Regions from separate parts of the Homo sapiens genome. Here all the other regions are linked to region 2. Evidence: chromatin loops called from intact Hi-C (ENCODE). Cell type or tissue: OCI-LY7. All regions are shown on one strand. Links, peaks and the distances in the headings refer to the core of each region. The heading gives the core; the rest is flanking DNA. Region 1 overlaps CUX1 (cut like homeobox 1). Region 2 overlaps CUX1 (cut like homeobox 1). Region 3 has its middle 78 kb from the start of CUX1.

Evidence for each region. Peaks named below come from ENCODE experiments on the same cell type or tissue, not always from the same donor. Only the 100,000 strongest peaks of a DNase experiment are listed, where the experiment ranks them.
Region 1: it touches region 2 in a loop (4-fold over the local background); 3 of 110 quality-filtered maps call a loop at or near these places.
Region 3: a loop joins it to region 2, with 8 times the contacts of the local background. A loop is called at or near these places in 6 of 110 quality-filtered maps.

The regions. Positions count from the first base shown.
Region 1 is chr7:101,977,909-101,987,994 of GRCh38, forward strand. All of the region lies in intron 2 of CUX1 (cut like homeobox 1), which reads left to right. Among named protein-coding and RNA genes, the nearest start is that of CUX1, 170 kb to the left of the region's middle. RefSeq lists enhancers at 685-1,326, 3,854-3,973, 4,004-4,113, 7,137-8,049, 7,374-7,533 and 1 more. In OCI-LY7, for the core only: no CTCF peak of the experiment used is centred there; DNase peaks (open chromatin) are centred at 3,384 and 4,103; H3K4me3 peaks cover 1,710 bases; H3K27ac peaks cover 2,500 bases.
Region 2 is chr7:101,852,342-101,862,427 of GRCh38, forward strand. The region is part of intron 1 of CUX1 (cut like homeobox 1); the gene reads left to right. Among named protein-coding and RNA genes, the nearest start is that of CUX1, 40 kb to the left of the region's middle. RefSeq lists enhancers at 4,581-4,710, 8,518-9,231. In OCI-LY7, for the core only: a CTCF peak has its summit at 4,939; DNase peaks (open chromatin) are centred at 3,730, 4,300, 4,740 and 5,179; H3K4me3 peaks cover 2,426 bases; H3K27ac peaks cover 2,500 bases.
Region 3 is chr7:101,734,945-101,745,030 of GRCh38, forward strand. No RefSeq gene overlaps it. Among named protein-coding and RNA genes, the nearest start is that of CUX1, 78 kb to the right of the region's middle. RefSeq lists enhancers at 6,200-6,279, 6,400-6,469, 7,953-8,896, 9,525-10,045 and a silencer at 8,776-8,895. In OCI-LY7, for the core only: no CTCF peak of the experiment used is centred there; DNase peaks (open chromatin) are centred at 5,097, 6,197 and 7,028; H3K4me3 peaks cover 2,315 bases; H3K27ac peaks cover 2,500 bases.

The DNA of each region.
Region 1 (10,086 bases), core at 2,570-5,069, 120 kb after region 2:
AAAGCATGAGATGTGACTGAGCTCTTGAGAGCAGACCACTTTCCCCTTCTTAAAACGTTTTTTTTTTCCCTGACCCCTGTCTGAGATACAGGCTCTCCTGGTTCGGCCCACCTTGCCCATCACTCTGCTGGGTCCCCACTCGCGCCCTGCACCTGAGGTTAGAGGGCACATAAGTCTCGGGGACCTGCCCTTTGATATCTACAAGACCCTGTCCTCAGGGGATCCCATCGACTCTCGTGGCTTAAAATACCATCCACAGAAGGATGGCGTCTATATTTATATTAACCCAAATATTCAACTGAATATTCAACATCTCTACTTGGAAAGACATCTCCGGCTTCACATGGCTTCAAAAGAGAACTGTTGACCCCTCCCACACACACCGCCTGCACCACCAATCCCAGTCCCCCTGTCACCTCGGGAAATGGCGTCACCACCCAGGGGCTGCTCAGGCTAAAACCTAGGTGTGCCCTGGGGCTCCCCCTCCTCTCCCCCGACATGCCTGGTCCACCAGCAAGCCCGTCCTTCCTCCTGGATACACCTGGGCTCCCAGCTACACGCTGTCACCTTGGCCCAAGCCACTGTCATGGCCACCCCACCACCACTTCCGTTCTTGGCTGCCTTCTGTCCATTCTCTTTCCCCAGCGGCCTCAGTTTTATTTCTAACGAATGCAGTTCAGATCTTTCCGTCTCCCTGCTAGACCCTCTGATGTCTTTCCATCCAACCTTCCACATTCTGTGACCCCACGTCGCCCTCACTGGCTGGGCCACGGCCCCTCTAGCCCCGGTCTTCACCCTTGAACCTGCCTAGCCTCTGTCCTCCTCCTCTGCGCCCCGTGGCTTCTTCCACTTTCTTCCACCTGGCTCACCCGGAATTCCAGCTACTTGTGCTCTTCCTGTCACACATTGCCTGGTGTGTCATTTCCATCTCTGTCTACCTTTCCCTCCTAGAATGCCATTCCCATGAGAGCACTTTCAGGCCACTTCACGGCGTACGTCCAGCCCCAGGCACAGAGCCCGGGGTATCATAGGTGCACAGTAAACATCTGTTGATGGGCTGGCTGGATTCTATGTGGGAAGCATAATGACCAGTGGTCACAAATTACTGGGGCCAGAGGGGCGCTGCCTGGTGTTAACCGCCTGGTGCCTGCCCTACCTTTAAAGCCAAGAGTGTCCATTTAATGAGCAAGAAGCAGAAATCCTGGGCAAGCAGTGCAGATGTAGGCTCTCGGGAACATGTTGACCACTCAGAAAACCTTCCAGGAGGTGAGTACCAGGAGATGGAGGTGCTCTAGACTGTGATGCTGGGAAAGGATTGTGGGCTAGAAAAAGGGCTCCCTAGGGCCGGCATATGGGCCACTGGGTGGAAGAGGGGCTCTGAGACCCTCACCCTGGAGCAGGTCATCACCCACACCGAAGGAATGAAGCGTGAATTCGGTCACGCTTAAAATGTTGAATTGTTGGCAAAAGCCCAAGTTAATGAAATAGCATGGAAAATGGATGTGATGAGATTTTTGAATTGTAATTAGATTAACATTGTCACTAGTTATCAGTCTGATATATCTTATAAATCAAACGTTGGGTTGATTTATCTTTTATCACTTCTAGGGACTTACTCCTAACAGTAACTCACAAACCAGCCCCAAATCAGAGCTGGTAGGATGGGCTCCCAGCTATCTTTAGGAGGTTTGTTGGTTTGGGGAAGACAGCTCCCCCTTGGCAGGGCTCAGGTGTTTTCTTTCTTTTTTCTTTTTTTTTTGAGACGGAGTCTTGCTCTGTCATCCAGGCTGGAGTGTAGTAGCACAATGTCGGTTCACTGCAACCTCCACCTCCTGAGTTCAAGCAATTCTCATGCCTCAGCCTCCCGAGTAGCTGGCACTACAGGTGCCCACCACCATGCCCAGCTAATTTTTGTATTTTTAATAGAGATAGGGTTTTACCATGTTAACAGGCCAGGCTGGTCACGAACTCCTGACCTTAGGTGATCCACCCGCCTTGGCCTCCCAAAGTGCTGGGATTACAGGCGTGAGCCACCGTGTCCGGCTGGGTGTTTTATTTCTTCGTCTGTTATTCAGGAACTTTGTTTCCAGCGCTGTGAGTATGAGTACAGGCCCAGGGCTGGGTGACAGAGTGCGGAGAGCGGGGCCCTACCCTTGAGCTGTTTCTGGAAGGGCTCCCAGCCAGCACCGGGCTTAGGGAGCAGTGCCCTGCAGTGTCATTCTGGGCCAGGGAGGTTGTGATGAATATTATTCTCAACAGAGGGTCCCCAGGGCAGTGATGCCACTACTCAGGATCTTACAGAAGAAGAACCTTCAGGCTGGGTGTGGGGGCTCACACCTGGAATCCCAGCACTTTGGGAGGCCAAAGTGGGAGGATTGCTTGAGCCCAGGAGTTCGAGACCAGCCTGGGCAACATAGCAAGACCCTGTTTCTCCAAAAAAAATGTTTAAAAAGTAGCTGAGCATGGTGGCATGCACCTGTGGTCCCAGCTACTGGGGAAGCTGAGGTGGGAGGATTGCTCCACCCGAGAGGTCGAGGCTGCAGTCAGCTGTGATTGTGTCACTGCAGTCCAGCCTGGGCGACAGAGGGAGACCCTGTTTCCAATTAAAACAATAAAAATCTTCATTTTGAAGAATCTGACCAGTTCTCTACCTGGCACTTGAGTGAAAAATGACACAATCCAAAGTAGGTGGCAGATTGGTTCTCACTCAGGCAGACCCTGGAGACACCTCTCCCGCTTCTGACTCAGGGGAGAGTGCGGTGACATAAACCACCTTCTTCTGCTCTAGGCCAGCTTGTAACTGTTCAGCCAGCCAGCCGTCTCCTAACTCTGTGACCCCCGGCCCAAGAACAGGGCTCCTGAAGGCCCCGAGAACCAGCCCGCCGTCCGCACGGATGTACCTGGAAGCCACAGTGCCCCACACCCCGTGGGACTTTCTCCCGAACACAGCACCTGCGCTTCCTGACTCCTCTCTCTGAATCTGGCCTTTGAGTTCAATGTCCTGGGAACTTAACTCTAGGGATGCTCTTTCCCCCTTTAGCTACCGAGTCACATGCTGCGTCTTTGGAAATTTCAGGCAATATTTAGTTTGGTGCAAAAGTCATTGTGGTTTTTGCAATTAATTGCAAAAATAATAAATGGAAAAATGAATTTGTGGACATCAGGCTTGCCTAGGGAGATGACCTAGGGAGAGGCCTCTTTTGGCATAGCTCCTGAACAGGGAGAGGTCCTGACATGAATACCCCCCGTTTTGTGAATCCTGAGCCAGTACTGTGTCCCCGGCCCCCTCCTCCCCCAACCTATACACACGCCTCACTTTCCCTTGCAGGACGTTTTCTACCACAGTTCCTCTCTCCTGACATAGTATGTGTTTGTTTCTTACTTGTCTTGCCGCATGAGGATGTAAGTTGCCTGAATTCAAAAACATGTCTTCTTTTTTGTGAATGAAAGAGTGGCTGGCATGTAGCAGGTACTGAAATTATTTGTAGAGTGAATGATAAATCTCAGTTCAGGGCACTCAGTGTGGCCTGGGCTACGTGGAATAGCCAATTGGTGGCCACAGAGAGTGGCCAGCCATTCCCAGGCTGGCAATGTGAGTCTTAGCCACTCTCTTTTACAGATAATGTGCTTATTAAAATGATATCCCAGGCATTCCCCAGTGGTGTTTGAATCGTGAATGCAAATGTCAGAGGCTCTGAAGTTTAAAGTCTTTTTTTTTTTTTGAGACGGAGTCTCGCTCTGTCGCCCAGGCTGGAGTACAGCAGTGCGATCTCGGCTCTGCAACCTCCGCCTCCCTGGTTCAGGCGATTCTCCTGCCTCCGTCTCCTGAGTAGCTGGGATTACAGGCAAGCACCACCACGCCCAGCTAATGTTTGTATTTTTAGAAGAAACGGGGTTTCACCATGTTGGCCAGGCTGGTTTTGAACTCTTGACCTCAAGTGATCTGCCGCCTTGGCCTCCCAAAGTGCTGGGATTACAGGCGTGAGCCACCGCACCTGGCCAGGTTTCAAGTCTTGACTCTAATAAAACCAGGGAGGTTTCGCTCAGCCACATAAGTGGGAGGGAAAATTAACTGTTGCTTTCTGTATTCACCAAGATGGCCTAAAATAAGCAAGCAGAAAAGGGAAGAAAGAAAACCAAACCCATGAGGTTGTCCAAGTCGATCTTGGCAGGTATTTTCTTGCCTGTTGATTGCTAGAGTTTCCCTCTACCTGCATTGCAGGCTGAAATGTATGACTCAGCCCTGACCAATAACATAGCAGTAAAAAGTAGTTTCCCCTGAGAGCTTTCTCTTCCTCCATAGCTGTGACTGCTGACATCTTCCACTGTAAGTGAGAAAAGTTGAGTGTGCCCTGCTGCCTCGTTTTTCTCACCAAGGTGTTATGAGCTGGTAGGGAAGGCCAGGAGCTAGGGCAGCAGCTTTAGAATTAGTGCAAGAGACAGGAGGACAAGTCACTGGGTCTCCTGAATTTCCTCACCTGCAAAACAGGGACAGTTTTTAAATTTCTTTTTTTTTTCTTTTTTTCTTTTTTGTTTGAGATGGAGTCTTGCTCTGTCGCCCAGGCTGGAGTACTGTGTTGTGATCTTGGCTTACTGCAACCTCTGCCTCCCAGGCTTAGGTGATTCTCATGCCTCAGCCTCCTGAGTAGCTGGGATTACAGATGCGGGCCACCATGCCCGGCTAATTTTTGTATTTTTAGCAGAGATGAGGTTTCACCATGTTGGTTAGGCTGGTCTTGAACTCCTGGCCTGAAACGATCTGCCTGCCTCGGCCTCTCAAAGTGCTGGGATTACAGGTGTGAGCCAACAGGGACTTTTTTTTTTTTATTATACTTTAAGTTCTAGGATACATGTGCACAACGTGCAGGTTTGTTACATATGTATATATGTACCATGTTGGTGTGCTGCACCCATTAACTCGTCATTTACATTAGGTATATCTCCTAATGCTATCCCTCCCCCCTCCCCCCACCCCATGACAAGCCCCGGTGTGTGATGTTCTCCTTCCCCAACAGGGACAGTTTTAATCAATCCCCTTTCTGGGTGGTGTCAGGACACCCACAGAGGTGTGGGTCTAAGCGCTTTGTGAGTGTCCACGTCCTGTGCCTAAGGAAAGCACTAGTCATTCATTCATTCACCCAACAGTTCCTGACGGCCCACCTCAACAGGAAGGAATATTATACAGCCACTAAAATGTAAAATCACCAGTGCTGTTCAGAAGGACGGAGATGTTTATGTCATTGGCTGTGTGACCAAAAGAAAAAGTTCTGCTGGGGATGTGGGATGGGCATATACGTGTTTTGAATATAAGATCTTTCTTTAATGCTGTTATATTTGGTCTCCATAAAATAATTATTCTTTGGGTGACAACCTCTTAGAAAAAGAAAGACAAAAGCAGCTATTTGCATAAACCTCAGCCCAGGTGTGGTCTCCAGCCCCAGGAAACTTCTCTAACACCCCTCCCATCCTCCCACCAGTGGTTCCTCCCTCGGTGGCATGAGGTGGTTCAGTTTTTTTCCTCTGTGCCCACCCTGGGGTGCCCTGGGCCCATGGCCACTGACTGCAGTGAACAATTATGTGTGAGTCTGTTAGTTCATTTGCATTGCTATAAAGAAATACCCGAGGCTGAGTAATTTATGAAGAAAAGAGGTTTACTTGGCCCATGGTTCTGCAGGTTGTACAAGAAGCATGACGCCAGCATCTGCTGCTGGTGAGGCCTCAGGAAGCTTCCAGTCATGATGGAAGGCAAAGAGGACTTGACATATCACATGGGGAGAGAGAGAGTGAGAAGGGGGAGGTCCCAGACTCTTTTAAACAACCAGATCTCACAAGAACTCAGAGCAAGAATTCACTCATTACCAGGAGGTGGGCACCAAGCCATTCATGAGCAATCTGCCCTCATGGCCCAAACACCTCCCACCAGGCCCCACCTCCAACACTGGGGATCACATTTCAACATGAAATTTGGAGGGGACACTAGCCGGGTGTGGTGGCATGTACCTGTAATCTCAGTTACTCAGGAGGCTGAGGCAGGAAAATCGCTTGAACCCGGGAGGCAGAGGTTACAGTGAGCTGAGATTGTGCCACTGCACTACAGCCTGGGTGACAGAGCTGAGACTGCACCACTGCACTCCAGCCTGGGTGACAGAGCAAGACTCTGTCCCCCCCCAAAAAAAAAAAAATATATATATATATATATATATATATATATATATATATATACACACACACATATATATATGTGTGTGTGTGTGTGTGTGTGTGTGTTAGGGGACAGATGTCCAAAGTGTGTCAGTGTCCATCATGGCTATTAGACTGTCAGGCATTGAATATGGGCCCATGTTTTATTTCTCTTTATTTCCTCATTGTTGAACACATGGGTGTGCCTCCTATGGATGGGACCAGTGGCTGACTCACCTTTCCAAACTTGCATCCTGATGATCTGTAAAGTGTACCCACCCTGTAAGATTGTCGTGGGACAATGTAGATAAAAACCTCGATATACAGCCTAGTACACAAAGGACGGTGTAAATATTCTCTTCCGTGCTTCGTAGATTTCATTTTTGAACGCTCAGATTGTTCTCCGGCAAAAAAAAAAAAAAAAAAAAGTGCTTGCAGTGAGAACCTGCCCTGCACTCTCAGGCGAGCTGTTGGGTGCAAGTCCTGCAGGACTGAGCTCTGAAGGCCACCCACACCCTGGGTTGTGCTTGGATGATGGCATCCCTCCTGGCACAAGCGCAGATGGGCAGTCGGGAGGGAACATCAGCCTGGGAAAACTAGATGTCAGTGAAAAATGCTGGAGGTGGCTGGCGTTCGCAAAACTCAGTCGTAAAAAACAGCACGTTCTCAGTACAAAATGAGCACTGTTAAAAATAAACCGCGCAAGAAGAAATATATGAATACGAGGGCATGGCAAACAGTTTTGCAAGGTATTAAGATCGCATTAATCTTAATTTTATTATATATTAAAGTTTCTAACTTTTCAAATAATGCAGTTTTCGTTGTTTTAAAACGTCTGAGAATTATAGAGCTATTTGGTGTGGCTCTCAGGCAAGGACTCCTGCCATTTATTGGGGCCCTGGTTTTATTTAATAGCCAGATGAATGGAATAGTTAATAAAAGAAATATTGCTTTATTCCCTGACATTTATGTCCTTGGTTTCCAATAAAGAATTGAAATTATGAATAGTTGATGGTTTAAATTGATGTTTTATGTTGAACGCTAGCTATAATTTGCCCTCTGAGGATTGTAATACCGAGAAACAGATGGTTTCTCACAGTAACAAATTGCTATGTGTATACACGCTATAGTCTTGGCTTTCAGATACTTTCACCTTTGGTTCTGAGCTGCTCTGCAGACGGGAGAGGGGGGTCGTGCGGGGAGATCAGCCTCTGGAGGAAGGGGTTTCCTGCCCTGTGGGGGAGACACAGACAGGCCCTGGGGGTTCAGGGAAACTGGGGAAATGTAGCTAGCCTGGCATGGTGTCAGTACCTGGGGCCAAGAGGAGCGTTCTGTCCACGATCATGGTGGCAGCTGCAAGGTAGTGCCTGCAGGACTGCTGTGCATGTGGCTGTTTGACACCATGCCGTGCTGCAAACTCCACATCTTCCTAGAACAACCAGGAGAATGCCGTGGAGACTTGTTGCCAGATTTTTGCAGTTGCCCTGCAGTGGAGAGGTTAAGAGCTTGGACTCCGGAGCCAGGTGGCTGGGCCACTTTGGGGGAAGTTTCCCAAATTCCCACATCTCAGTTTCCTCATCTGTAAAATGTGCATAAGAGCAAAAGCCACCACCCTGTTTTGAGGATTCAGTAAAACCATCCCTCTAACACAACACTGAGCCCAGTGCCGGGTATGGTGTCAGTGTCTGCCAGGTAATGGTGTAACGAAAATTACAAAGCAGATTGATGTGGTGTGATTCTTGACGTTACAAAAGCTTCCTTGTTTTTCAGAGGGAGTTCCCACAGGGGTTCTTTAGACAGGCAGTGCATTAAGGTTGCAGAAATTTACTTTCCAGAAGGTTTTAAAGGAACGCAGCTTCAATGGCAGCAAGGTACCTGAAACAGGAACCCTTCCAGAGTGTCTCTGTTTTGTTGGCCTTTGAGACCTGCCGCTTCTGACTGCGGGGACCTGGGCTGCCCCAGATCTGTCTGTCAGAAGCCTGGAGTTGTTAAGCTGGTGAAATTTAACACCACTGTAAAGAGCCCCTCACAGACAATTCAGGAACGCTTACAGATAGAAACCGGTCCTGGTTTTAAGGTGTAATTTTGCACAAGTGTTAACAACAAGAGATGGAATTGGTAACGAGGCACTGGGGTCGGATCTTCATATTTTTGTCACATTTCATCGGTGAGATCAGTAGGTCTGTCTCCCCTAAGAGGAGTGTGGAATTTAGTGTTTTTCCTTTTTTGGGCTGTGACCCAAGAGCTTGTTTTCAAGATATGTATTTATTTAGAATACAAGGCTCTTTTCCATAAGGAAAGAAAATGTTACAGAAATGAGCTCTCAGTTAATTGAATAAGAAACCTGTTCGTCTCATGACTCACTTAAGAGAGAGCTGGCAGCCCTTCCTGAATGCCTATTACAGGCGGCACTGTGTCCTTTTACTTAATCTTCCCAAGGAGGATGAGGGTTGCAGGCTCCCCAGGCCCATCGCTGTGTTGGTGAGTGACAGAGCCTCTGTAAAGGAATGGGGATGAGCTCTGAGCCCTTTTCCCGTGGGCTCTGCTGCCTGGAGGCATGCCCTCCCTCGGCTTGTCTTCCAGCTCTCGCACAGAACCAAGTGTTAACTGGTGGTGGTTTGGAGACGAGAGGAAATGGACCGTAAGGACCATTGAGTTGGCATAAGGAGACCAGGGCCCAACTCCGGACCCTACCAGAGCAGAGTCTTTCTCCTCTGTAATGTGAGACTGTAGAGCTCTAGAATGTTCCTTCTCCAACTCAGAGCTGATGCTGTCAGGGCCCTGCTGCAGGGTCCTTCAGTGGCTCCCTGTGGCCTGAAGGACAAGCCAGCTCCTGCCCTGGAAGCCGTGGGGATGTGGTCCTAGCCTGTGCTCCTGCCTCGCTCACCTCCCTGGAACACCAGGGCCACCTCTCTGGGCTCCTCCTGTGCCCCAGTCTGCTCCTGCCACCCCTGTCCCACCGTGCTTCCTCCCTCCCTGTGCCTCAGCTCAGGCCTTGCCACCTGGAGCTCTGACCTCGTCCGTCTTGGAATGAGGCACCTGCATGGGTAGCCCATGGGTAGAGTTGCAGTCATCTGTTTGCTTTCGATTCACTCCCGCATCCCGACACAGTGCCCAGCACATCATCGATGAATGAGTGTGGGGCAAATGCTTGCACAGAAGTCCGTGCGTGAGCCACGACGGTAAACAGAGGCGCTCCTCTTGTCCTAATGTGGAACTCCCCAAGCTACGGGAAAGGGGTGCATATGGACCGCTGCTCACTCACGGCTCAGATACTTCCACGGTAATGGGTTGGCGACAGTGACTCAGCTTCTCATAGGTTCAAGCGGAAGAAATGGTGAGTCCTGGAGCACTGCTTGCTTTGAAGTCTGTTTCAGACTAGGGTCATGTTTCAAAGTTTTTGAATTTCTTTTTTATTCAAAAGACATTTGATGAGTTGACTATTGGGGGAACCTTGACCCCGGTGACTCCGTGGGACAGGGGATACCCCCGGGGTCCCTTATAAGCCTGCTGACTCACCGCCTGTTCTCCATCTTCTGTCTTCCACATTAGAAGCAAGGGCGGGGACATTGCCTTTCCCGGCCGCTGCGGTGTCCTGGCGCAGGGCACGTGCCTGAGGGCCCTTGGTCATCCGAGGGAGGACTGCACCAGGGACATCAGAGTGCTGATCTTACAGGAAACGGCAAATGAATGGAATTGGTCTGACTCCATATTACTCCTTACTTAGATGTAAAACAAATACACATGATTTTTCATCCTAGAAGAAAGTCTAAACGAACTCTTGACAAAAACAGCCAAGTTCAGAGAAAGCTGACTCTGTTGGTGTAAGAAGCGTTTTTTCAGGCTGGGCTGCTGGCTCATGCCTGTAATCTCAGCACTTTGGGAGGCCGAGGCAGGTGGATCACT
Region 2 (10,086 bases), core at 3,459-5,958:
GCAAGGTGGCTCATGCCTGTAATCCCAGCACTTTGGGAGGCCAAGGTGGGCTGATTGCTTGAGCCCAGGAGTTTGAGACCAACCTGGGCAACATGGCAAAACCCTGTCTCTACTAAAAAGACAACAATTAGCTGGGCATCGTGGCACACACCTGTAGTCCCAGCTACTTGGGTAGCCGAGGTGGGAGGATGGCTTGAACACTGAAGGTGGAGGTTGCAGTGAGCCGAGATCACACCACTGTACTCCAGCCTGGGCGACAGAGCAAGAACCTGTTGCAACAAATAAAAAAATTTTAAAAAAGTTTTCTTCTGTTCTCTGCGTTGGAATTTTTTTTTTTTTTTTTTTTTTTTTTGAGATGAGGTTTCACTCTTGTTGCCCATGCTGGAGTGCAATGGAGTGATCTTGGTTCACTGCAACCTCCACCTCCTGGGTTCAAGCATTTCTCCTGTCTCTGCCTCCCAAGTAGCTGGGATTATAGGCACATGCCACCATGCCTGGCTAGTTTTTTGTATTTTTAGTAGGGACAGGGTTTCATCATGTTGCCCAGGCTGGTCTTGAACTCCTGACCTCAGGTGATCCACCTGCCTCGTCCTCCCAAAGTGCTGGGATTACAGGCATGAGCCACTGTGCTTGGCCTCTGCATTGAATTCTTACTGTCTTTACTTTGTAAAATGTTTTTTAAAAATATATAAACAGTTGCATACCATGCATTTTGGTTGCAAAATATAATACAGTGAACACCCAGGAACCCTCCACCCAACCCTAAGAATCAGAGCTTTGCCAGTCAATTGCATCCACCTGTATATTCCTCCCACCTCCTATTCCCTGCCCCCTCTCTGGGACAGGTGACCCATCCTAAGTAGTGTATTTATTATGCTCTTGCCTAAAATAATGTATTTTCTGCACCCATGAATAGATGCTTAAGTAGTATATGATTACTCTTCCCTGAGTTTGAGCTCTATAAAAATGGTATTATTCTGCAATAGACTTGCAGGATTTGCCTTTTGAACTTGAGTTACTGCAACATTATCTGTGAGGTTGTCTGTTATAACTGTGGTCCATTTATTTTCTCTGATGCTTAAACCCAGTTGTGCGGCTAGACCCAAATTTCTTTAGCCTTTGTCCTGTCGCTTTGTCTGTTTTCCTCGTTTCCCTCTTTGTTTTGGTCCCAGTTAGAGGTTTCCTCAAATGCCTAGTGACGTGTTGTTGTTTGTTCATATATCAGAGCATGGCAATAGAAAGGGTGTGTGTGTGTGTGTGTGTGTGTGTGTGTGTGTGTGTCGGGGTAAAGAGCAGTTTTGGTGGCCCCCACCGTAAGTAATTAACCCAGGTGTCTAGTTGCGGGGAGCCCCCAGGCATGGGTATCAGTGGCTCATTCTCTTGGACTGGTCAGTTTCTCTAGCAAGGAGCCCTCAGTGTTCCTGCTGGGTGGTGCAGTTGGGAACTGTTAGTCTGACCACCTGTCTTCTAGGCACCAGGCTGGGGCATGTGCTGGGATATTCACTCAGCCCCCTGCCCATGGTCATGAGAAACCCCAGTCTTCTGCCCACAGTGCAGGAGGGACCTGACCGCAGTGGCATTTTGCACACCTGCCCGGCCTCCAAGTCCTGCAGCTCGAATGAGCTTGCTTGCTGCAGGCGGCCTGCTCCATCTTGAGGCTTGTCTGGAAAGGCGGCTTCGGCTTTCCAGTGCTTTCCAGCGCTTTCCAGCTTCTGAGATTTTGGGGGCTTTTCATTTGTTCTTGCTTTCCTGTCCTCTTTGTCAGGTGAGTTTATACCTTTCTGTTCCAAAGCAAACAGGATCGTCTGCCATGTTGAACTGGATGTCGGACAATTCTGAAATGTGTGCATGGGGCAAGGCTGTGTGTGATGATACCAGTTTCATAGGAAACACTTCGGTTTTGGTTTTGTCTTTCAAAGTCATCTTTTGTGAGCGCCTTCTAGCCGGGCTGCCAGCGGGTAACATATGATTAACACAAGTTTGGAGTCTGTCTGCAGAGCAACTTTATGAAATGCTCAGAAAGCCAGTCTCCTAAGCATAGGAGCCTGTTTGGTGGTGATGGGATGAGGAAGCAGTGGGGGCTTTGGCACCAGAGGCCTGGGCTCAAATCCTGCCTCCATCATTTAGGGGTTGGGCATCTCCATTCCCTTATCTCTGGGTGGCGAGAACTTCCTAAGTTCTTAGTGTTTGGAAGGGACCCCCTCCATAAAGTGAGGTGCCTCTTGGCCACTGCTCAGCCAGTGGGGGCTGTTCCTAACAGTTGCCTCCTCCGATTGCTGGAGTAAGAAATGACACCCTGTCTCCCATTTCTGTGGCACCCCATTCTCAACAGTGATGGTTCTGCCTGTTTTTAGTCACACACACCTGCACACTTCAAAGGACTAAAAATGGACTCAGTTTTCTTTCTTTTTTTTTCTTTTTGAGATGAAGTCTCACTCTATCACCCAGGCTGGAGTGCAGTGGCATCATCTTGGCTCACTGCAACCTCCGCCTCCTGGGTTCAAGCGATTCTTGTGCCTCAGCCTCCCAAGTAGCTGGGACTACAGGCATGTGCCACCACACCCAGCTAATTTTGTATTTTTAGTAGAGGTGGGGTTTCACCAGGCTGGTCTCAAACTCCTGACCTCAAGTGATCCTCCCACCTCAGCCTCCCGAAGTGCTGGGATGACAGGTGTGAGCCACCTCGCCCGGCCTGGACTCAATTTGGATTGCAATGCCCCACAATGGTGACCTCCCTCTTCTCTGTTAATGCATCCTCTTCCCTCTTGCTTAAAAATTTCCCCAGTGCCGTGGCATCTTACCTCCTGCTGAAGTGTGTGCTGATGCTTTGCTGGGGGCTGGACCCCGTCCCTTGGAGCCTGGCCCAGGCCCTGCCTCCCAGTGAAACCCTGGCCGCCTTTCCAACCTCAGAGGCTCTATCTCCTCCCAAACCCTGTAGCCCTTCCAGTTGCTGGTCACTGACTTCCATTAATTGGCCCGGTGGCCTTGCCTGCCAGGGGGACCATGAGGTGAGGGGCCGTGTCCTCCGAGTGGTCTCTTTCTCCAGGGTGCTGGGGACCCAAGAAATGCCTGGTCGTTTCTCATAGGTTGATAAGGAAAATGAGGCCTAGGTAGGGACAGGCAGGATTTCACCTGAATTTACAAGATGATGCAATGGAAGAGTCTTCAGTATATTTTCACGTATTTTAGAATTGAGTTACAACATTCATTTTGGTACTTTCTCTGTGTTCTCCCCATGTGTTAAAAAGCAGCTTAAGGCCGGGCGCGGTGGCTCATGCCTGTAATCCCAGCACTTTGGGAGGTCAAGGCGGGTGGATCACGAGGTCAGGAATTCCAGACCAGCCTGGCCAACATGGTGAAACCCCGTCTCTACTAAAAATACAAAAATTAGCTGGGCGCAGTGGCAGACGCCTGTAATCCCAGCTACTCGGGAGGCTGAGGCAGGGGAATCGCTTGAACCCGAGAGGCGGAGGTTGCAGTGAGCCAAGATTGTGCCATTGCACTCCAGCCTGGGCGGTAGAAGGAGTTTCCAGCTCAAAAAAAAAAAAAAAAATGCAGCTTAAGTGCTGGTTTAGCGCCTGTAATCCCAGCACGTTGGGAGGCTGAGGCGGGAGGATCACTTGAGCCCAGGAGTTTGTGACTAGCCTGGGCAACATAGCAAGAACCCGTCTGTACAAAAAATAAGAAAAATTGGCCAGGTGTGGTGGCGTGCATCTGTAGTCTCAGCTCCTTGGGGGCTGAGGCTGAAGGATCGCTTGAGTCCAGCAGGAGGTCAAGGCTGCAGTGAGCTATGATCAAGCCATTGCACTCCAGTCTGGGTGACAGAGTGAGACCCTGTCTCAAAAAAAAAAAAAAAAAAAAAAAAGGAAACAAGAAAGAAAAAAGCAGCTAAATTCTGCTGGAAGTGTGCAGTAAAGCACAAGTTTTCAGCCATCAACGCAGGGAGCCGTTAATCACGACCCATAATAACCAGAATGTTATTCCACGGTTGCGGTTTGTTTATTTCATCAGAGTTGCGTCTTCACCTATTTCCCTCCCTACTCTTAATTGTTTATCCAAGTTAGTGTTTTCCATTCTTTCACTGAAGGCTCTAAAAATGGTCCCATCAAGAAGTCTGGTAGATAATGGAAGACGAAGTGGACTTTACAGAAAGATGAATTTTCTTCCCTAGAGCTGGAAAACCCTTCAGCGTGTCATGCGTTCCCCAGCCAGGACAGACAAAGCCACGCAATCTGTTTCCTGCAGGCCCAGAGGGGAAGGCTTCCTCCTTGTGGTTAGTGACTTCAAAAGCTGTCCTCACTAGAGCAAGTCCAACTCTTCCTCTAGTTCTGATGACTTCACGGCAGCCAACTGAGCTGCTGAACGCTGTTTTTTTCTACGCAGAAACCCTCCCGACTTTCACGAGGAGTTGACAGGTTTTCCTCTTCACTCGGGCTCCCTTGTCATCGTTAAACTGAAACTGCTTTCTTGTAGCCAAATTCTGTGGTCCCTTTTCGGCCTCGGCCTCCTTGACCTCTCTGTGTCCCCACCTTGGCTCTCCCACGCCTGCCAGCCGTACCACAGGCCCCGGGTGTGAACCCTCCCTCCGCGGTCATGCAGCCACGCCTCTGCTCAAGCTGTGCCTCCTCCTGGGCGCACCCTCCCTCTCCCATCCTTCAGCCTCTGAAGTCCTGCCCAGCTCCGGTTCCTGTTTCTGTTAGGACGAGGCCCTTCAGATCCTCTCCAGCAGGTGGACTCTGTCCTGCCCCGTACCACCCGCCGCGGGCCACTTTTGGGCCTGCGCCATGTTCCTGCCCTTACCCCGCCCGGTGTTAGCGTCACGTGGGTCCTGATGTCCTCCCTCTCCCAGGCCTCTGCTTATCTGATTGGGGGCTGTGCTTGACTCTGAAACCCGGGCACCTCCTACAGGGCATTTTGCCTGTCACAGGCCTAGCATTCAATACCTATCATATTTTTGAAATATCTGCAGAAATAAAAAGAAATAACTATTTTCTTCTTCAGGAGTTAAGATGCGTGGCCACCAAGTACTTTTCAATACATAAAATATGTTTTCAGCACAGAAAGGCCTTTCACCGCTCTTACTTACATAGTCTGCTTTTGGTATGATGGGGACGGATGAAAAATGAGGACTGTAGGCCTCCGAAGTCAGCTGTTTTGAATTAAAGCAGCGCACGCTTTGAGTCAGGTGAAGCGAGGATGGGGTTTCACCCGTTGAGGATGAATTTGCTGGGTTACTTTAAACTGGAACTGTTCTTTTCAGAAATGAGTGAAGCAGGAAGGGAAAGACGGAGCTTGTCTGGCTGGGTCGGATGACCCCCTTTGCCAGGCCGTCACCCCTCTAGGTTGAGTTAGCTCAGAATAACTTAGCTGTGCTATAGCTTTGCATAATTGCAAGGAGCTTTGTTTCGTTTTATTTTGCAGGGAATTTTTTTCCCCCCTTAGCTCTTCCTCCTGGTGTATTTGTAGAAATCAGCTTCATCATGGTCATTTAACAGTAAGGGCTGGGGGTGGTGGCTCACGCCTGTAATCCCAGCACTTTGGGAGGCCGAAGTGGGAGGATCACTTGAGGTCAGGAGTTCAAGACCAGCCTGGCCAACATGGTGAAACCCCGTCTCTACTAAAAATACAAAAATTAGCCGAATGTGGTGGCACGCACCTGTACTCCCAGCTCCTCGGGAGGCTGAGGCAGGAGAATCACTTGAACCCAGGAGGCGGAGGTTACAGTGAGCCAAGATGGTGCCACTGCACTCCAACCTGGGCAACAGAGCGAGACTCTGTCTCAAAAAAAGAGAAAACAGAACATACTATTTTTGTTGTTTCTGAGGAGTAGGGTTTCTTACCAGGGAACCTGCTTTAAAAAAATGCAGTATGTAGATTCCTTAAGAATAAAGTTAAGCAGCAGCTAACCAAGCACATGGCTAAAAACCCGGCCAAGAGCATTGTAGTATCTGGTTTTGGGGTTGGTGGTGGGGATCCCATTTTAGAGGCCGACTTTGGTTTGTGATGGTTAGGTTTTACTTTCTTAGGTCTCAGCTCACATGTCCCCTTCTCAGAGGAGCCATCCTCACCCATCCCTTCTTGGTCCCTCCCGCCTTCCCTGACTTTTTCTTCTTCAATGACTTATCTGCACATGATCCCCTACTTATAAAACCTGTGTCTTCCACTCCTCTCACCCGAAAGAATGTTTGAATTCTGAAAACAATGACTTTGTTCTTAGCACCCACAACAGCAAATGCTCAGTGAGCCCTATGTTGAGTGAGTTAGTTGTGAGCTGTGGTGGTTTAGTGAGGGTATACTTTGGCCCTTAGAATGCGAATGCCTTTTTTTTTTTTTTTTTTTTTTGAGATGGCGTCTTGCTCTGTGGCCCAGGCTGGAGTGCAGTGGCACGATCTTAGCTCACTGCAACCTCCGCCTCCCAGGTTCGAGAGATTCTCCTGCTTCAGCCTCCTGAGTAGCTGGGATTACACACACTCGCTACCATGCTCGGCTAATTTTTATATTTTTAGTAGAGACTAGGTTTCGCCATGTTGGCCAGGCTGGACTCAAACTCCTGACCTCAGGTGATCCGCTTCCCTCGGTCTCCCAGGGAATGGCTGTTTAATCACAAGAAAGTCTTCCCTTCATGCGTTGTGAAAACCAGCAGTATTTTAATTGAAGAAATCCGGTATTGTTTGGCTTTCTAGATTTGGAAGTAGGTCAGGTGGCTAATGATTGAAAATGGACCGGCAACCAGAGGGCCTTTGGAAACTCTAGCTCGACTTCAGGCTATAGTTTTGTTTATGCCCTTGTCACTAAAGGCACTGCCCATGAGAGCTGGGTTTGCAGTCCCTGCTGAGCCTGGGGTTGAGAGCAGAGCCCTAGAGTAACTCAGCAAAGGCATCCCTCCCTGCACCTGAGCTGGGGGAGAGGCGGCTTATGATTAACTCAGCGATGTCTCAAATGCCATTTCTAGAGGCTGAACACATTAACTTTTAAAAAATGATTTAAAAATTACCAATTGACCGTATCCGGGGCTGAACCTGCGTGATTCAGCTTCTTTTAAAAATATCTTTTCTCAACAAATTGCTTCCTTAACATTTTAATTTGTTGATCATCAAGGAAGCTTGCCAAATATTAGCTGTTCTTTTCCATTTCCTACCGCCTCAAGCTTCCCGTATTTGGCCTATTTCAGTGGAGCTGTAAGGTCACTCCCTATTTTTCTTCCCAAATAACTGTATTTATTACTGTCAGGTATTGGCGGGTTTGATCCAGCTGTCATCAGAACGTTTGGAAATACCGTTTTTTGCCAGAATGCTGATTTAATGATCTCATACTGACATGGCTTGTTCTCTCTGCAGACTTGATAACTTGTTGAATATGTTCCCTCTTCTTATTGAGCAATGGTGCTTTTTGAAAATTTTTCCCAGCCAGAAGGCTTCATGGGTAGTATCTTTAAGATCCTAGCAGAAGGTTGCTTTTCTCTCTCTCTCTCTCTCAGTCCTTTCTTTTTCTCTTTTCTTTGCTTCTTTCCTTCTTTCCTTTTTCTTTCTTTTCTTTCTTCTCTTTCTTTCTCTTTTCTTGGCTTATTTCCTTCTTTCCTTTGTCTTTCTTTGCTCCTTCCTTCCTTCCTTTTCTTCCTTCCCCTTTCTTTTTCCTTCCCTCCCTCCCTCCCTACCTTCCTCCCTTCCTTCCTTCCTCTCTCTTTCTGTCTCTCTGTCTCTGCCTGCTTTTTCCTCTCTCTCTCTGTCTCTCCCCCCTTCTCCCCTCTCCTATCCTCTTCTTCCTTTTTTCTTTTTTTGGAAGGCCCAGATTAGTAGCAGAGACTCTCCTTGAAGGGGATAGATGCATTGTCGCTGTTTGGTATTTTGAACAGATTCTTAAGAAAATGTTTTCCTGGTGGAAGATTTCAGACACACATGAGGTGAGAATAATGAACCCTGTGTGCTGCCCCCAGCATGATCAGTTCCAAACTATTGGCCTGTCTAGTTTCATCTCCGCCCCTGCCTACTCCTGGAATTTTGAAAAGGACATCATATTATTTTCTCCATAAATATTTCAGTATGTATCTCTAAAAGATAATGTCACTTCGAAAAAAATACCTAATACCACGATCACACCTAAAACATAAATGAACAATATGAAGGATGAGTTTCTGCTGTGTGGCATGGCAGAATGATGCTCTGTGGGGTCCCAGGGGAGAGGTGAGCTAAGTTCAGTGTGTCACCTGCTGTCACCTGCCATCACCTGTCCCAGGGCCTGGGGCTAGCCACTGCTCTTTTGTGAGCCTCAGTTTCTTCATCTATAAAACTAGAGGATTGTACTAGTCTGTCTGTCTTTCCTTCCTTTCCTCCCTTTCCTGTCCTGTCCTGTCCTTTCCTTTCCTTTATCCTCTCTCTCTTTTATCTCCCCTTCCTCCCTTCCTTCCTTCCTTCCTTCCTTCCTTCCTTCCTTCCTTCCTTCCTTCCCTCCTTCCCCTCTCTTCTTCTCTCTTTCCTTTTTTTAAAGAGACAGAGTCTTGTTGTGTCACCCAGGCTGGAGTGCAGTGGTGCAGCCATAGCTCACTGCAGCCTTGACCTGGTAGTCTCAAGTGATCCTCCCACCTCAGCCTGTGAGGTTCCGGGAACACAGGTGGGCAACACCATGCCTGGCTAATTTTTAAATTTTTTGTAGAGACAGGCTAGTCTTGAACTGGCCTCAAGCGATCCTCTTGCCTCAGGCCCCCAAAGTGCCGGGTTTATAGGCTGAGCCACTGCACCCGGCCTGCACTAGTTTTTTTTGTCTCTAGAAATCTGCATCTCTGAATGTGTTAGGTCCTGACCTGCTTTAGAACGGATCTCAGCCACCCTGCTCCTTCGAACCCACATTTCTGCCCCGTGTCTGCTGGTCGCAGGAATTGGCACATTTTCCTTTAGCTGCGCCCACCAGTCCTTGCACGCATACTCCTGGTCACTTTTTTAATGTCTGGCAGATGGTTTCAAGTGCAATGGCGTCTCTGCGTAATAGTTGATTCTCTAAAGAACAGAGTCTACTAAGTGGAAGCTGCGTTTCCACATTTAGCAGTTAGCTGTTAAGAGCCAGTAACAGGTGCAAATTTGCAACCCGTTTTTTCCCCAATCTTTTGGAATGGAAATGGTTCAGTCATTTGAATTTAACAAACTGCCTGCCCGGCATGCACTGCAGATGCTGGGCTGCAAAGCTGGTTTTGGTGCTGGTTGGCCCCCTGGGTGCCCCTGTCTACTGAGGGTGGGACAGGCGGAGGACTGGGGGCTCAGTGCTGCAGAGGCACATGTAGGGTGGGGTGGGGTGGGGTGGAGAAGAAGTCCTGACCAGTCCTGATTTGGTGGTGCTGGTGCTTATGGGCTAGTGAGATTTCTGCATGCCCAGGCTGGCTGGTAGCCATGTGTCAGTCACTCATAATCCCAGTACCAGAGTTATCATCACCCCTAACTTTTTTTTTTTTTTGAGACGGAGCCTCACTCTGTGGCCCAGGCTGGAGTGCGGTGGCACGATCTCGGCTTACTGCAACCTCCACCTCCCGGAGTCTCCCTCTGTGGCCCAGGCTGGAGTGCAGTGGCACAATCTCGGCTCACTACAACCTCCACCTCCCGGGTTCAAGCGATTCTCCTGCCTCAGCCTCCCACGTAGCTGGGATTACAGGCGCCTGCCACCATGCCCGGCAAATTTTTATATTTTTAATAGAGATGGGGTTTCACCATGTTGGCCAGGCTGGTCTCAAACTCCTGACCTCATATGATTCGCCCACCTTGGCCTCCCAAAGTGTTGGGGTTACAGGCATGAGCCACTGTGCCCGGCCACCCCTAATGTTTTGATTTATTTCCTTTGAATTTTTTTTTCTCTGAATAAATGGATTGATGATATCTATTGACATAGTCAGAAACTCAAGAAACATCTATGGAGCATCTAGCCATGGAGCAGACACTCCTGTTGGTCTCGGGGGTGTGTGGCGGGAAGGTCAGAGTCCTTCTAGTCCTCCAAGAGCTTCCAGTCTGGTGGGTCCCTAGAATATAATACATTGTGTGTTGTCGTAGGCGGGACTTGCACGCTGTGCAGTTGGCTTTACGGTTGACACCAGGCCACCAGTGGCCT
Region 3 (10,086 bases), core at 4,965-7,464, 120 kb before region 2:
GGATCTCTGAGAGGGTTTACCTCCCACTCTACCAAGCCTCCTCCTGAGACCGCAACCCCCATACCCTGAATCCTATTCCCAGCTGGCCAGGCCTTGTGCCACCTCTTCTCACCAGGCAGGAATTGAGGCCCACAGAACAGAAGAGATCTGTCCAGAGCTTACTCTGAATCTATGTTCCCTCTCTGGGCCCCAGCATGTTGTGTCTGTACCTGAAGGATATATGTACAACCTGACGTCTCATGTGGGCACGTGAATTGTAGCCGGCTGGCTCAACCAGAATCCAAGCTCTGTAAAGGCAAGGCTTGAGCCTGGCCTAATTTTTGCAGGCTAAAATGCTAGCTCAGACCCCAGCTATAGAAAGAAAGAAGAAAGGAGGGAAGAGAGGAAGAAGAAATGTGAAACAAGGAAGGTTTTGGAACTGGGATTTTATTCTGATGGGGCCACAGTAACAATGAATTGTACAATTCCTTCAGGCGCGGTGGCTCACACCTGTAATGCCAGCACTTTGGGAGGCCGAGACGGGAGGATCGCTTGAGGCCTGGAGTTCCAGACCAGCATAGGCAACAAAGCAAGACCCCAAATCTACAAAAAATTTTAAAATTAGCCATGCACTGCATTCCCAGTGGTGCGGGCCTGCAGTCCCAGCTACTCAGGAGGCTGAGGTGGGAGGACTGCTTGAGCCCAGGAGGTCGAGGCTGCAGTGTGAGCTATGAACATCATGCCACTGTCATCCAGCCTGGGTGACAGAGGGATATTCTGTCTCTAAAAAACAAAAATTAGCAGCCGGTCACAGTGGCTCACACCTGTAATCCCAGCACTTTGGGAGGCTGAGGCGGGCAGATCACAAGGTCAGGAGATCAAGACCATCCTGGCTAACACAGTGAAACCCCGTCTCTACTAAAAATATAAAAAATTAGCCAGGCATGGTGGCACGCACCTGTAGTCTCAGCTACTCTGGAGGCTGAGGCAGGAGAATCGTTTGAACCCAGGAGGTGGAGGTTGCAGTGAGCTGAGATCATGCCACTGCACTCCAGCCTGGGCGACATAGTGAGACTCTGTCTCAAAAAAAAAATAAAAAAAAATTAAAATTAAAAATTAGCCAGGCATGGTGGTGCACGCCTGTAGTCCCAGCTCTTCAGGAGGCTGAAGCAGAAAGATCATTTGAGCCCAGGAATTCAAGGCTGCTGTGAGTTACAATCATACCACTGCCCACCAGCCTGGGCAACACAGCAAGACCCTGTAAAAGAAAAAAAAGAAAAGGGATTTTGTTCTCCTGCTCTAGAGTGTGAAGTCCCAGGGAAGGGCTGTGATAGGCCCAGGTGGTGTCATGTGACCACCCCATTGGCCCAATCACGATGACCAGAACTGAGTCTGATTCAAGAAACAAGGAAATGGCCCAGGGCAGACAGAGTCCCAGATGTCCACTACACGTGGGTTTATTTCGTTTGCCCAGCATATCAGCTCTGGAAAGGAAGGCAAGAAGAAGGGGTAAGTACTATGGCCTCCACCTTCTGGCTGAGAAACTGAGACCTTAAGAGATTTCTTTTCTTTCTTTTTTTTTTTTTTTTTTTCTGAGGTGGAGTCTGGCTGTTGCTCAGGCTAGAGTCTAGTGGTATGATCTCGGCTCACTGCAACCTCCGCCTCCCAGGTTCAAGTGATTCTCCTGCCTCAGCCTCCCAAGTAGCTGAGATTACAATCGCCCACCACCACATCTGGCTAATTTTTGTATTTTTAATAGAGACGGAGTTTCACCTTGTTGGTCAGGCTGGCCTCAAACTCCTGACCACGGGTGATCTACCAGCCTCAGCTTCCCAAAGTCCTGGGATTACAGGCGTGAGCTACTCTAGCCAGCCAAGATTTCTCCCATCATGAAACACTAAGTGGAACCTGTACCTGCCCACACCCATTCCCCACAAAGGCCAGGCCACAGCTGCCCCCACATCAAAGGAAAATTCAACTGGGGCCAGACACAGTGGCTCACACCTGTAGTCCCAGCACTTTGGGAGGCCAAGGCAGGTGGATCACCTGAGGTCCGGAGTTCGAGACCAGCCTGGCCAACATGATGAAACCCTGTCTCTAATAAAAATACAAAAATTTAGCCAGGCGTGGTGGTGGGCACATATAATCCCAGCTACTTTGGAGGCTGAGGCAGGAGAATCACTTGAACCCGGGAGGTGGAGGTTGCAGTGAGCCAAGATCGCACCACTGCACTCCAGCCTGGGCAACAAGATTGAAACTTCATCACACACACACACACACACACACAAAAGAAAAAAAAAGAAAAGAAAATTCAATTGGGACTTAACTCCTCCCGGAATTAAAGTGAGAGAAAGGAAAATGGATTTCAAATGTGTTTCGAGAGATTTCATCAAGACTGAAATGGCATTTTCTAGCACATGTCTCAGCACAAATCCATGTAGAGAAGGAAGCCATGTTCAGATGAGAATCTCAGAGCTATGCATGATAGAATTGAAAGAGGTTTGGCTGGGCATGGTGCTCACACTGTAATCCCAGCACCTTGGGAGGCTGAGGCGGGCAGATCATCTGAGGTCAGAAGTTTGAGACCAGCCTGGCCAACATGGAGAAACCCTGTCTCTACAAAAATACAAAAATTAGTTGGGTGTGGTGGCACATGCCTGTAATCCCAGCTACTCAGGAGGCTGAGACAGGAGAATCACTTGAACTCAGGAGGCGGAGGTCAGCCGAGACTGTGCCACTGCACTCCAGCCTGGGCAACAGGGCGAGACAACGTCTCCAAAAAAAAAAAAAAGAAAGAAAGAGAGAGAGAGAGAAGGGAGGGAGGGAGGGAAGAAGGAGGGAAGGGAGGGAGGGAGGGAGGGAAGAAGGAGGGAAGGGAGGGAGGAAGGAAGGGAAAGAGGGAGGAGGGGAGGGAGGAAGGAAGACTGTCTACTTTTCAGGGTTAGTATGTAGCATTCAATGTAAAACTACACACAGAGTGATTAGAACCGGTCATAGCACACAGTGAACGCCAGTACAGCCTGTCTACTGCAGTTATTATCCGTGTGCCCTTTTACAAGTCTCCTGCCGTCTTGGAAACTTGGCTTCGCCATCTGCGTAACAGGTGAAATGGTGGTGGCACCCCTTGAGGTGGGTCACATGAGTGTCACATGGGAAAAGTTTTGGAGCATGTCTTTGCAGTGTGTCCAGCTCAGATCAAAGGCAAGGGGTTGGGATTCTCTCACACCCTACAGGAGCCCCAGTGCATAAAAATGGGCTATTCCTGCCCTCTGTGAGCTTACAGTCCAGTGCAGGGGACTATTAAACTATGCAAGGAGATACAGCATGGAAGGACTTGCAGGCTGTGATATATGGAATTTGGATTTTGTCTTAAATCCAATGAGAAACTATCAAAAAGTTGTAAGCAGGGAGAAATGTGATCTGATTGACATTTTAATAAAATTACTCTGGGCCAGGTGCGGTGGCTCACGTCTGTAATCCCAGCACTTTGGGAGGCCGAGACTGGCAGATCACGAGGTCAGGAGATTAACACCATCCTGGCTAACCAGGTGAAACCGCGTCTGTACTAAAAATACAAAAATTAGCCGGGTGTGGTGGCAGACGCCTGTAGTCCCAGCTACTTGAGAGGCTGAGGCAGGAGAATGGCGTGAACCCGGGAGGTGGAGCTTGCAGTGAGCCGAGATTGTGCCACTGCACTCCAGCCTGGGCAACAGAGCGAGACTCTGTCTAAAAAAAAAAAAAAAAAAAAAATTACTCTGGTTGCCAGGCGCAGTGGCTCACGCCTGTAATCCTACCACTTTGGGAGGTCAAGGCAGGAGGATCACTTGAGGTCAGGAGTTCAAGACCAGCCTGGCCAACATGGTGAAACCCCATCTCTACTAAAAATACAAAAATTAGCCATGCGTGGTGGTGCATGCCTGTAATCCCAGCACTTTGGGAGGTCAAGGCAGGAGGATCACTTGAGGTCAGGAGTTCGAGACTAGCCTGGCCAACAAAGTGAAACCCCGTCTCTACTAAAAATACAAAAATTAGCCACGCATGGTGGTGCATGCCTGTAATCCCAGCACTTTGGGAGGTCAAGGCAGGAGGATCACTTGAGGTCAGCAGTTCAAGACTAGCCTGGCCAACATGGTGAAACCCCATCTCTACTAAAAATACAAAAATTAGCCATGCACGGTGGTGCACACCTGTAATCCCAGCTACTTGGGTGGCTGAGGCAGGAGAATTGCTTGAACCGGGCAGGCAGATGTTGCAGTGAGGCGAGATCGTGCCACTGCACTCCAGCCTGGGCGACAGAGTGAGACTCCATCTCAAAAAAAGAAAAAAGAAAAAAGGTTACTCTGGCTGCAGGGTGGAGGATGAGTGAATGGGAGGTGGAGCGAGGGCAGAGGCCCCCACGGGTAGGGCAGCAGAGATGGCCAGGAATAGTTGGATTGGGGTATTTTTCGGAGCTGGAGTCTACACAGTTTGATGTCAGATTGGGTGGGGAAGGTGAGGGAGAGGGTGATGTCAAGAAGGACTCCAAGGCTTCTGGCCTGAGCCCTGGGTGGAGGGCGGGGACATATCCTGAGAGGAGAGAGCCTGAGTTGAGTTTGGGACACGGGGAGTTGAACATGCCCTTGAGACATCCAAGTACAGGTCCCAGGGACAGCAGGGTATGCACCGTGACAGAAGGGACTCAGTGAGTGGGTGCTATTGTGAGGGCGGGTCTGCTATCCTTGGAAACAGAGCTTCGGAGGACCTAAGGGTGAGACCCTCGGGCCAGGGAGACCTGGACAGCCCCAACCCCTTCTTCCTAAGTCCCAGTACTCCCAAGTCTAGGGGAAATCTGGAGTCTTCCAAGGACTTGGTTCTAACACAGTGGTGCACATTCCTGCAATTTTCAGGGAGAGAAGGGGCCCAGAGGGATGGAGCCAGCCTGGGCTGACTCCAGGGAGGAGGAAGAGGAGGAGGAGGAGGAGGAGGAGAGGCACAGAGTGTGGCCTGGAAGCCCCTTCCTCAGTCTGTTTGCACAGCTGTCCAGGCCTGGCTGGGCAGGGAGGGAGTGAGTCATGGGTTTCCGGTTCACCAACCCCCACCTCCAGGGCAGGACAAGGTGCCTGCAGGTACAGAGTTTGGTGATGAAGTCTCCCCTGGGGAAGCTCCTCCTCTCTCCCTCCTCCCCAGCCCTTTGATCACACCTCTAGGGGTTGTTTTAGCTTTGTTTTTTGGCTTTTTGTGTTTGGTTTTTAGAGACAGGGTCTTGCTCTGTTGCCCAGACTGGAATGCAGTGGTGTGATCATAGCTCACTGCAGCCTCCAACTCCTGGGCTCAAGCCATCCTCCAGCCTCAGCATCCCAAGTAGCTGGAACTGTAGGCACACGCCACCACACTTGGCTAATTTTTTAATTGTTATTTTTTGTAGAGACGAGGTCTCGCTATGTTGCCCAGACTGGTCTGGAACTCCTAGCCTCAAGCGATCCTCCTGCCTTGGCCTCCCAAAGAGCTGAGATTATAAATGTGAGCCATCACACCTGGGCAATCCCCGTTTCATGGTTTAAAAGGAAGACTCGGGGCCCAGTGCAGTGGCTCATGCCTGTAACCCCAGCAGTTTGGGAGGCCAAGGTGGGCAGATCACCTGAGCTCAAGAGTTCGAGACCAGCCCGGCCAACGTGGCAAAACCCCATCTCCATTAAAAATACAAAAATTAGCCGGGCATGATGGCACATGCCTATAATCCCAGGTACTTGGGAGGCTGAGGCAGGAGAATTGCTTGAACCCAGGAGACGGAGGCTGCAGTGAGCCAAGATTGCACCACTGCACTCCAGCCTGGGTGTCAGAGTGAGACTCCAACTCAAAAAAAAAAAAAAAAAAAAGGTGGATTCGGGAAGGTCAAGTGACTTCCCAAGGGCATTAGGCATCTCTGTGCTGGGCCTGCCTGACCCCAGGTCTCTGCTCCTGTCCACTGTGCCCTCACAGGATACCTCTCAGAAGTGAGAGAACTCTCTAGGTAGGAGCCAGAAAAGCATCGGAGGAAATTTCTCTCCCAGACCCATGATTTGGTTACTCCTCTCCTCAGCCCTGCCAACAGCCCCAAGGTGCACAGAGACCTTGCTTCTGAGACTCTGGCCAAGCTGGCTCTGAGAGTGAAAGGCTCAGTCTCTCTCGCCTGGGGAAGAAACATGCAGGCTTTAGAATCATGCAAGTAACCGTTTACCCACTTGGCTTCCTGTTAGGTTGTGTTTTTTTTTTCTTCCTTCCCCCAAGGGATGTCTCTTATCTGAAGGTTCTTAGGGGCTTTTGGTGCTGGGCTGTTTACCAATGGGTGACTGTTAGTGTCAGAACCAGCCTCTTGGGAAGAGTGAGGTGAAGAAAAGCAAGACCAGGTGAGCCCTTGGTCATCCACACAGCCACAGGAGTACAGGCTGGATGGGACAAGCACGCCCTGGGCAGTGAAGGACCATGGCCACATCCAGCTCTCCTGCCAATTTCAGGCTCCGTCTTCCAAACAGGGCGCGATTTAGCCAAGTGAAAGTGAGTTGGTGGCTGGGCGTGGTGGCTTAAACTGGTAATCCCAGCACTTTGGGAGGTGGAGGCAGAAGGATCACTTGAGGCCAGGAGTTGAGATCAGCCTGGGCAACATAGTGAGATCCCACTCTATAAAAAATTATAAAGTTAGCCAGGCGTGGCTACACAAGCCTGTAGTCCCAGCTACTTGGGAGGCTGAGGAGAGAGGATCACTTGAGCCCAGGAGTTTCAAGCTGCAGTGAGCCATAATTGCGCCACTGCACTCCAGCCTGGGCAACAGAGGGAGGTCCTGTCTCTTCAAAACAACACATTTAAAACATTTCACCTGTAATCCTACCACTTTGGGAGGCCAAGGCAGGTGGATCACCTGAGGTCAGGAGTTCGAGACCAGCCTGGCCAACATGGTGAAACCCCATCTCTACTGAAAATACAAAAATTAGCTGGGTGTGGTGGCTGGCACCTGTAATCCCAGCTACTCAGGAAGCTGATGCAGGAGAATCACTTGAGAGGGGGCGGAGGCAGAGGTTGCAGTGAGCTGAGATCATGCCACTGCACTCCAGCCTGGGCAACAGAGGAAGACTCTGTCTCAAAAATAAAAAATAAAATAAAAATAAAACGTTAGAACAGTGCTTGGTACACAGTGATGGCTCAGTAGATGTGAGCCAGTTATGAGTACTTAAAGCATAGCCTGTGCAAAGAGGCCGTGCTTCTAGCTTCACCTTTCCAACAGCATCTTTCCAGAACTTTCTATCTCCTGGTGGGCAAGGACCGTGAGAAACACCATAACCTGGAGAGGAATTCTGGGTCTCAAGATGGCTCCAGTTGTGCCTGTCTTAGGCAAGTGGGGTGGTGTGTGTGTGAGGGTGAGGGGTCCCAGGAAGGGTCCCCACACTTCACTCCTGCACCTCTCGCTCCCCACAGCCCCCCTCCCCTTTTCTAACTCCAAAAAGCCCAGAGGCCCAGCCGTGTTTGGAGAAGGAGGGGGGCCCTGAAGCTTGGGCCACCTTCAAAGTGACTGCAGGGAGGAAGATGTGGACACTAGACTACGTACTGACCACTCTGAGAAGGAAGCCCGCGGGGGAAGGTGGATGGGCGGTGGGCGTCACGGCAAAGGGGTTTAGGGGAGACAGGGATGTCTGTGAGCTGTGGGAGGTGCACACTGAAGACCCAAGAGGTGAGAATGGATGGAACTGCCCCTGAGAAGGGGGACAGGGGTCCCCTCCTCCCCTGAGAAGGAACAAACCGTTGCACTTGTCGGCAGGGCCCTGAGAAGTGGAAAGTGGATTTGATCTTCCTTAGACCATCACGTACCCGCAGCACCCTAGAATGTAAACAGGGCTGGGAATGCGATGACCAGGTCCTGGTACCTTAAGGGCTGGTACCTCTACCTCCATCGGGACCTGGTGCCAGAAATAAGAAGATTCTTAGACTATCCCCACTGGAGGCTGGGCGCAGTGGCTCAGCCTGTAATGTCAGCACTTTGGGAGGCCTAGGCGGACAGGTCACTTGAGGCCAGGAGTTCAAGACCAGCCTGGCCAACATGGTGAAACCCCTCTACTAGAAATACAAAAATTAGCCGGGCATGGCGGCGGGGGTCTGTAATCCCAGCTACTCGAGAGGCTGAGGCAGGAGAATCACTTGAACCCGGGAAGCGGAGGTTGCAGTGAGCCGAGATTGTGCCACTGCACTCCAGCTGGGACGACAAGAATGAGACTCCATCTAAACAAAATAATAAATAAAAAATAAAAATAATAAAAGAATATCCCCACTGGAAGGGTCCTGCAAGGCCAGCCACGAATCTGTACAAGTCCTCGGACAGACTGAGAAACTGAGGCTCAGAGAAGCGGCCCCCACCCCATCGGAGCGTCCCAGCTCCACGCGCGCGCCTGGCAGGGGGCGCCCTTCCCCGCCGCGCGTGCCGGGCAGGGTCCCCCAAGGAGAAATCCCTCTTAAAAGAGTTTTTCCTTTCGCGTGAACTCGCCGCCTGCATCCAGCAGCGCGGTCTCCAAGGTGAACCTCGCACAAATGCGTTGCAGATGTACGTCCTTCCATTTCTGGCTACCGCGGAGCTGCTCGGGAGCGGCGGCGGCGTCCCCAGAGCGATCCAGCCCGCGTTTTCCGTTCCGCCCGCCAACTTTTGCAAGCTGTAGTTATTTGATAATGATTTTTTTTTCAAACCTCTCCCAATAATTGTTATCCTCCCCGCCCGGTGCAGCTCAGGTGATGGGCACAGACGGCAACGCAGCCGCCGCCGCCGCCTCCTCCTCCTCCTCGTCCTCCTCCTCCTCCTCCTCCGGGTGCGCTAGGCTCTGGCTCCAGCCCAGGGGGAAGAGCCACAGCGGAGGCGCCTTCTGCAAAGGCAGCGGGGACGGCCCCGGAGGCTGAGCCAGAGCGACCCCGGATCCGCCCCCGCCCCCCTCCATGAGGCCTCTCACACCCTCCCCCGGCCCAGGCCACCTCCCCCAAAGCCCACTCTCCGGAGGCCAAGGCTGTCTGGTGAACGGCTAGGGGCTGCTGGGCACAGAGTTCAACGCTGCAAATATTTATTAGACACCTACTGTATTCCCAGGCCCTGAGCAGAGCTGGCCTCCAAAACAAATGAGAACAGCCCTTGCCCTCAGGGAGACTGGGGGACGCCACCCCTAACCTGGGAAGGTGAGAGGGGCTTCCAGGGCAGGGATACCCCCGACAGAACCTGCTCAAAGTGCCAGAGCTAGACAAGGAGGGAAGGCTTGGCTCCGCAGCAAAGCTCAAGGCAGAGCTCCGCCCCTCCCCCATCACCTTCAGCCCTTCCTCCGGTTTCTGCCAAGGGTCATCACTGAAAGCACCCTCAGAGTCTCTTTTAGAAAGCTACGGGTCTCTGCGGTCGTGGTGGCTCACGCCTGTAATCCCAGTACTTTGGGAGGCCGAGGCGGGCGGATCACTTGAGGTCAGGAGTTCGAGACGAGCCTGGCCAACAAGGAGAAATTCCGTCTGTACTAAAAATACAATATTTAGCCAGGTGGGATGGTGTGTGCCTGTAGTCCCAGCTACAGCCCATCGCTTGAACCGGTGATGAGCCGAGGTCGTGTCACTGCGCTCCAACCTGGGCCAGAGCGAGACTCTGTTAAAAAAAAAAAAAAAAAAAAGCTACCGGGCTCAGAAAATGGAGTCATGTAGGTAAGAGTGGAAGCAGGTGGCTGAGAGGCAGGCCCACACTAACTCCTTTTTGGAATCCCTGAGGTGCACACATAAACAGGGGTGGCAGGAGGGCAGGCTGGAGAGGGCCCAGGTGAGCTGCTGACCCCCACGGGACGGGGGGAGGTCACATCTGGGTCTGATGGCTCAGCCACAAGTGGTTTGAAAGGGGCCCTTTGCTGGAGGGAAGTAAGCCCAACCTCAGCTTGGTTACATCCCCAGAAAGCCCGGAGAGTTCTTTTTTTGTTTGTTTGTTTTTGTTTTTTAAGCCTGAGCTCATTTTTTAAGTTTTTAAGTGAATATTCAGTTTTGGTTTAAAGTTTTTAAATGAATACTAAGAGTTTTCGTTAAAGTTTTTTTTACGCATACTAAGTTCTTTCTTTCATTAAGCCTGGGTTGATTTTCAGCTTTTTAATGAATACC